2 separate regions of the Mus musculus genome follow, and region 2 is linked to region 1. The links are chromatin contacts, found by POLR2A ChIA-PET in ENCODE. All regions are on one chromosome and are shown on one strand. The core of a region is the stretch at or near the end of the contact, and the rest is flanking DNA. Distances in the headings are between cores, read along the strand shown. Region 1 holds the start of Usp49 (ubiquitin specific peptidase 49). Region 2 holds the start of Ccnd3 (cyclin D3).

Region 1 (4,172 bases), core at 1,144-3,643:
AGCCAGAAAGTAAACCATGAACTATAAGCTTGCCCTTAGCACAACTAACAATCCAGAGTTCAGATTCTAAGTTACACACACACACGTTTCTGATATTCAACCTTGCTAATGCCAGAAACCTAAGTTTTGCTACATATGCAAATATCCACCAAACAAGAGCAATCTAAAGATCACACAACCCTGGAAAAGGAGGCTAGGCTTTTCTTTTTAGAGATGACGCTAATCCCAGAGGTGAGTATTTGCGGCTCCTATGTTTGTTTGTTTGTTTGTTTGTTTCAGACATAGTCTCGTGTGACCCAGGTTGGCCTCAGACTCACTCATGTGGGCAAGGCTGACCTTTCTACCTTGGGAGTGCTAGGATAACAGGCATGCACCACCATGCAGTGCTTGGGAACCAAACCCAGGCCTTCATGAATGTTAGGCAAGCCCTCTACCACCTGAGCTCCACCCCCAGCCCCTAGACTAGGGGCTGTTGAGGTGGTCTTGCCTGCAGTGCTGAGGACCAACCTTGCACACCCTAGACAAAAGCTCCACCGCCAGCAACACTTGCAACCTCTTCAGGACATCAAGGGGAAACAGTAGCACTGTTTATCTGAATGTAGTTGTAGTTGTTCTCAAGGAAATAACCTTGAGAACAAGACTGGAGAGATGGCTCAGTTGGTAAGAGCCCTTGGCTGCTCTTCTCAGAAGACACACACTACATTCCTAGCACCCCCACACAGCTCACAAACGTCTGTCACTCTAGTTCCTGGGGAATCTGACTCCAGCTTCTGCAGTGCCCCTCTGCAGACACCAGGCATGCCTGTGGTATACAGACATACATGCAGGCAAAGCACCCATACACATAAAATTTAAAAACAATTCAAGAATAGTTTGTACCCCTGTCCCCCCAAAAGAAATTATACTTTACTTTTCACATTATTAAATATGAAGAAAATACTCATTAATTGTCTTAATTAAATATAATCACTTCAGAATGAAAAATCACTAAAGCACACTACCAATAAAGAATAAGTTTAAATTTGTCCCCAAATTCTCATCTTCCCTTTAATTTCCAAAATGGTCTTATAGTGCCAGAGAGATGGCTTATTGGGTAAAAGAGCTTGCTGCCAAGCCTGACTATCTGAGTTCAATCCTCGGTACATAAATGATGCGAAGAAAGAGCCAACTTCCACAAGTTGTCCTCTGACTTCCATAACTGCTCCACATACATACAAATAAATGTAATTATTTTCATTAAAAATGTGCCTTACAAATCAAAGGGTTCTAAAGAATATTAATATGCCCTTCCTATTCACAATCATACAATACAACAGGCAGAGGGACTGCAATCTTATCTTACAGAAGTTTTTTCATAAAAGGTACTCATAAAGCCATTATGCAATCTAAAAGATGAGTTCACAGCTCTAAAACTCTCCTCAGCTCTGCAGTCAACCTTTCTCCATCACTGTCTGAAGATCTGGGGAGAAATTACCCCATGAAAAATGTTCCACACAAAGCTGCAAGCAGCATACGAACTCAACGCCCTTAGAGCAGTGACTTCAGACTCCTGCTCAGTAAACTTCCCTGGTTAGTTATTTCTCTTTCTCTCTCTCTCTCTCTCTCTCTCTCTCTCTCTCTCTCTCTCTCTCTCTCTCCATATTCTTCAGTTGCTGAAAACAATTAGGCAGAAATCTGTCTGATTAATAAAAACCAAATGAACCATGTCTTTCTCTCCCCAACGGTGTACTCTTCAATGAGATGCCCTGGCCCTGGCCAGCGTCGTTAGCTCTAAAACAGCTCCTCCACCCACCCCAACTACCACATCCCACAGGCACATTGTAAATAAACACAATTCATTTACCCTTTAGCACAACATTAGTGAAACCAAGAGGTTTTCAGCACCCAAGGCTGCCAATTTTTCTATCCCACAAGAACAAAATCAAGTAAAAATGGGTCTCATCTTTTCAAAGTGGACATGAAAGTGGATTTTCAGGCGAAAGATGGAAACTGGATCCAAGACTCCTTGAAGAGAGAAAAAGGTTTCTGGAATTTCCTACTATTAGGGACAAAAGGACTCACAAATTCAATACACATTTCTCTTAACAAAGAACTCCTATGCTGCACCCCCATCTGGTCCCCCACTTCTCAGTCTTTTCCCCCTGTTTCTAGGTCCCCTTTCACTCACCATGGTTCCTTATCTTCTGCACCAAAGGCTCTCTACTTCAGATCCTTCACTACAGCGTTTGTGCCCTGCCCCTTCCAGACCTTCTGGGGCACTTCAGGGCAAAACATTCGTTTCCCACTCCTGTGCAGCCCACCCCAGTTCTATACCCACCAGGACTTCCCTAGCTTGCCTTAATCTCCTTTCTCTTTCCCCACTCCCCATTCCATCCTTTAATTCCCAGGGCCCATCTCCTCGGGTTGCCTTTCGGCCAATCTTTTGACTCCACTATCTTTACCTTGCTGAACCTCCTCGACAAGCAATTCTCCAGTTTCCCAGCTCACCATCATTCCTTCCACCCCGCTTCTAGCGTCCTTTCAGCGTTGTTTCTTTTTCTCCCAGAACTGTCCTATTAACGCCCAGCTCTCAGCTCGCTTCCCGTTAGCCCTTCCACTAACGTCCGATTCTTGATTCCACCTGGTTGTGATCCAGGTCTCCTGTCTCCCTCACTTTACAGAATTTACACCCCTCACCAGCTACTGACCCACACCTTGTCGATCCCACCCCAGCGGCTCCCAGCCCTTCAGCTCATCCCCAGCTCTGCACTAGTTCACACCCTTGTCACGTCTGGCTCTTAATCACTCTCCTCCACTCCCAACTACTACCCCGGCTCTGCTCCTTCCTTGTCTTCCACTTGCAACTCTTCTGGCCCTGGCCCAACACCTCCCACCTGCCAAGCCTTGCCTCTTCCAGACCCCTGCTCCTAGCCCTGACCCCGGATCCCTCTTCCCAGCCCCGGGCTTCCTAACCTCATCCCGGGGCCAGCCTGGGTTTCTTTCTCACTCCACTCTCCGGCTTCTAACCCTTTCTCTCCTAATCCTCTTCATCTCCTACTCAGCAAACCCTTCCGTCCCCGCCCCAGCCTGCCTTCCCCTCTCTCCCTTCAAACCTTTCACCTCACAACCCAGACGTCGCCCACCCCGCCAAAACGCAGCGTCCGCGCGCCGGGACTCGCGCCTTCGCTGTCGCCGCCCGCCGTCCCCGCCCCGGGCGCCCGGGGCCCGCCGGCGTCGCGGTCCCGCCCCCTGCCGCCGCTCCTCCCGCCCGCTAGGCGCACGCCGCCTTTGTCGCCCCTCACCGGGTGTGTGAGGGGATTTTTTTTTTTTTCCCTTTCCTTTAAAAGGGGAGGGCCGGCATGCCCGGGCCGCGTGTCCCCGCCTCCGAATATCTGCGCGAACTCCCAGCCACTGCGGCCCCTCACGCCCCCCGGGCCGCCCCCTCGGCCGCTCCGCCGGCCCTCCGCCCCCTTCCCAGCTCCCTCCCCTCTCTATTTACCGCCATCATCAGCACGCGCGAGCTGTCACCCGGGCGCAAGACGAGCAGGCGGACCACGCCCCTTATCGCCCATTGGCCCGCCTGTCAGAGCCCCGCCCCCAGGTCCCGCAATGCGCCAACGGCGCACCTTCCCGGCCGCGACCTGGGGCCCCGCGCCCTTTACGCAGGTTTGTGCCGTGGGCACCAAGTTTCGGGTCAGCGGCTGTGGCGGGCCGGTGTGAGAGGCTAAGACGCGGCGCGGCGCGGCGCGAGTCACCGGCAAAGTTTGGTTGAGGTACGGAAGAAGGTTTCTAGACAAAGAGGCTCTTAAAGGTACAGAGTCTACTGTCTGGCCCTCCTCCTTAAAGGGCCAGGCACTTTTCCGAGCGCCCCACCCCCACCCCTACGATCTGTAAAGGTAAAGGAATTTTGCATACCCTGCGGCTTACCTTCTGCACGTCTCGCTGCTCCAAAGAGGCCTTTCCCACTTCCGGGTATTTTTTTTTTTTTTTTGCGTTTTCTTTACGGTGTAGCAGCAGCCAGAGAACACACACATACACACAGTTACTCTTGGCGCCCTGACACACACACACACACACGTACGTGTGGACTTTTACCACGGATGACTCAGGCGGCATTCAGCTGTCTTATGAAATCCTCTTCGACGGGACGGAAAAAGGTTCATCGCTCCCCAAATGGGGACTGGGAAATAAAT
Region 2 (4,092 bases), core at 602-3,101, 37 kb after region 1:
ATTCCACTCCGGTGGGGGTGTGCAGACATGCCCTGCTGCTGCCAATAAATAACTCACGGTGGCTGTGTAAACCCAGAGGCAAAGTACTGGTGTATAGACCCGCAATTGGACTTGTTGCTATTGGGGGGGGGGGGGGCGAGTTAGGAGTGGAACCCCACTGCGGCCAGAGGAAAGGGATTCATTTAGTTTTAAGCTTGCAACCGAAGCACCACGACCACACTACAAGGCCTTTGTCCCAAAATACCAGCCAGGGGCGAAGGGAGGGTTGGTGGGTGAGGGAGTGAGCTTGGCTTTTCTTTTACTAGTACATAGGGCGATCGTATGTTTGGTGGAGGGGCGGGGGGGGGGGGGGAGGATTCCGCACGCACCCGCAACTGCCATGGAGCCACAGCCTGGTCCGTATAGATGCAAAGCTTCTCAATAGTCAGGGGCGTGGTTTCGCGCAGCTTGGAGGCCAGCAACAGGCAGACGGTACCTAGAAGCTGCAATTGCGCCTTTCGGGTGGGGACGCAGGACAGGTAGCGATCCAGGTAGTTCATAGCCAGAGGGAAGACATCCTCCTCGCAGCGCTGCTCCTCACACACCTGAGGGAGGGCGCACGAGTCATTGCTAGGGAAGGACCAAGTGAAACACGGCAGCGTGGAGAAGTGGGGGTGGGGGGTGGAGGGAGAGTGGAATGCGAAGCAAAAAATAAACCGAGAAGGGATAAACTTAGAGCGACAAGTATCAATAACCGAGGAGGATGTGCCCTCCCCAAGGTGACCCCCCCACTTCCTCTGCATGGTCTCTTCCCCACCCCGGAGTAGGGGGTGTAAAAGAGAAGCCCATGCTCACGAAGGATTCCAGACTCCCCTCCCCCACGGCGAGCGGAAGGGGGACGGAAGGGTCACCTAGAGAGAATTGGGACCTTACCCTCATTACCGCCACCCACTGCACACACACTCCCAGGGGGAAGGGAGGGAACTCCTGCCGCGGTCTCCCGCACTTTTCATTTCCCTGTGGACCGGAACCGAGCCTGCGCCACCCCCACCCACCAGTTTCCCCCGCCAGAACCCCGCGATAGACACAGGAACCAGTTCTGGGGCTAAGGCGGCCGAGGCCAGGGTTTTCCAAACGCGCCCTCCAGAGAGCACCGGGTGAAGAAGGAAGCAGGAGACACCGAGGAAAGCCACTGGGGAAAGAGTGGCCCTTAGCCCGCTTTCCCGACCCAAAGTGAAGTTTAGTTACAGTGCCAAGTGACTGGAAATCACAGAAGAAGCCGATCAGGATTGGGGAAAGGAAAGGGACAGAACGCAGGCAGCTGCTTAGGGCGCCTGTGTGAAAAGGCCAGGCCCCAGTAGTCTGGGCCGCCAAAGCATCTTGCAGATTGTGGTCGGGATCGCAAAGATCCGACAGGGAAAGTTCAATTTGTCCCAGAGCCGGGGGTGGGGGTGGGGTGAGGAGAGGGGACCCGTTCGGGCCTTACCTCCAGCATCCAGTATGCCAGCATCTTCCGCATGTGCGGCTTGATCTCCTTTTGCACGCACTGGAAGTAGGAGGCTCGCGGCACGTAGCGCTCCTCCAGGCGGAGTAAACTCTGCAGGACACGCTGGTCCCCAAGCAGCCGCGGGTCGGGCCCGGCCCGGGGCGCGTGCCGGGTGCCCTCGCAACACAGCAGCTCCATCCTGCGATGGCTCACGGGTGAGAGCAAGAGTGCGGGTTAGCGAGTCCTAGGAGAAGCGACGCGCGTGAGGGAGAGCGCGGGGTGCGGGCGGGTCTGGCGCTGGCGCTGGCACTGTGCGGAGAAGCCCCAGCCCGCCCGCCACCCGCGCGCACCGCTTCCCTGACAGGCGCCCCGCCCCTCGCGACGATGTAGCAACCGTGGAATGCTCCTACGTCACAACGTTCTAAGGGGCGGGGCCGCAGTCGGAAAGGGCTGGCGGGCGCTATACCCTCCCTCCCTCCCCGCAGCCCCATTGGTCCGCTGGGCTCCGGCCCGCACGCTTCCGGGCCCTCGGGTCCCTTCTGACCAAGAGGGTAGAGAGAACTTTCTGGAAGGGTGCCCTCTTCCCCATCAATGGGCCCCGTCGCGATTCTAGCCACCCAGGAAAGAACTAGGCGCCAAAAGTTATTCCTTCGTGTATACGTCATATTTCATTGCTCTAGGGAATGTGGTCATAACTTTGTACATAGTTGGGTCACTCCTACCCTAAAGTGGCTTCTAGGAATGGCCTCGAGTTGGGCTTTATTTTGCAGACCATGATACTGAGGCACAATAGTAGCTGCAAAGATCTCATTGTTGGTCCGTCGGGAAACTTGACTTAGAATCTCGTCTACTTTAACGAATTGCGCAGATCTGCAGCAGCATCTGGGAGCATGTAGTTTCTGTCCGATTCAATGGCTCAGAGGGTAAACTATCCTGGCATCAAGTCTGGCAACCTGAGTGTGATCCCTGGGACCCACATGATGGAAGAGAAGAGAGCAACTCCCATAAGCTGTCCTCTGACTTCTACACCAAGGCTGTATGTAGCATGTGCGCACACACCTTCATGCACATACACAACGAAAATAAAAAGCAAAAGAAGAAATGCAGTTTCTCAGGTCTGCTGAATGGGACACTGCGTTGCACCAACGGAGGTGTGAGCAGTGTTGGTCAAAATCAGCATATAAAAAGCCATTTGGTGCTGGCTGTGGTGGAGCAAGCCAGTAATCTCAGACCCAGGGAAGTGTTGGCTTAACACCAGGATCCACTATCCACTATACAGACAATTCAAGGCCTGCCTAGAGTCTCTCTCTCTCTCTCTCTCTCTCTCTCCACACACACACACACACACACACACACACACACACACACACACACGGTGGCAGGGGGTGGGCTGCAGATATATCTCAGGTGGTAGAGCTCTTGCTTAGCATGCTCAGAGCCCAGGGCTCAATCCCCAGCACTGCAGAACCCAGAAACGATCAGAAGATTAAGGTCACTGTCTGCTTCCTAATGAGTTCAGGAGCAGCCTGGGCTATATAAGATTTTATCACAAAACCAAGCAAACCAAATGATAATAGCCCATGGAGAATTCCAGGCCAGCCAGACCCATGTCAGATGACTCAAATAACAAGGAAGGAAGGAAGGAAGGAAGGAAGGAAGGAAGGAAGGAAGACAGGCATGACAGAGCACCCCTTTAATCCCAGCACTTTGAAGACAGAGGCAAGCAGATTTCTTTGAGTTCAAAGCCAGCCTAGTCTAAATAAGAGTTCTAGGTCAGGAGGAGCTAATATCATGAGACTATGTCTCAAAAACAAAAATCAAGGGAAAAAAGGATGTAATAAGGAAGGCAGGAAAGAGGAAAGGAGGGAAAGAAAGAAGAAAGCCCACCACTAAGACACTGCTCTCTCTGCTCAGCCCAAGTGAGCCCCAGGAAAGCACAGGACAATATATAAGCAGTGAGATCCATCTACACACTAGTCTACACACTGGACTATGCACTGGTCTACACACTAGTCTACACACTGGTCTACACACTAGTCTTGCGCTGAGCAAGGGGTCAGAATCCACATATGGGGATGGCTTTTCATACAGGAAGGAGGCATGATGGGATTGCTTCAGTCACAGAAGGTCACTGCCCCAGTGGTTTCTCTCCTCGTTGAAACAGTTTGTCTTATTTTATAGCTGACCTCGAATTCTCCAGCTTCGTGCCTCAGTTTCCCAAGTGCTGGGATTACAAATTCGTACCACCATGTTTATACATCAAGCTTTACACTTAACGAATGAGGGAGGGGACACTTTTTGAGACAAGGGTCTTACGGCACCCAGGCTAGCTTTGAATTTAGTATATAACTGAGGCTGGATCTGATCTTCCTGCTTTTACCTCCCAATTGCATGCCTTACCCACACTAACATTCTGTTAGTTTTATGACACGGGTTCTCACTATGTAGCTCTGACATTTATAGACCTGACTCTATGTAGCTCTGACTCTAGGTAGACCAGAATAGCCCCCAGCTTGCAACAATCCTACTGCCTCTTCCTCTCAAATATTGAGATTACAGGAATGCACCACCAAACTTCCTGTCCTGAAGGGCAGAGATAAAGTCCCGCGTAGCTGTGTATCCTCTGG

The links. ChIA-PET counts read pairs that join two places held with the same protein, here RNA polymerase II (POLR2A).
Region 2: POLR2A ChIA-PET joins it to region 1 with 13 read pairs in Patski. The contact joins the promoter of Ccnd3 here to the promoter of Usp49 in region 1. POLR2A ChIA-PET finds 5 or more read pairs at or near these places in 3 of 5 experiments (Patski and embryonic stem cell).

Annotation. Positions count from the first base shown.
Region 1 is chr17:47,628,911-47,633,082 of GRCm38, reverse strand. It overlaps Usp49 (ubiquitin specific peptidase 49), which reads right to left and starts at 2,393. Exons shown (of 7, transcript NM_198421.2): 1 at 2,168-2,393. All of the region lies in intron 3 of Gm20517 (predicted gene 20517), which reads right to left.
Region 2 is chr17:47,591,226-47,595,317 of GRCm38, reverse strand. It overlaps Ccnd3 (cyclin D3), which reads right to left and starts at 1,851. Exons shown (of 5, transcript NM_007632.2): 1 at 1,466-1,851; 2 at 369-584. The coding sequence starts at 1,663.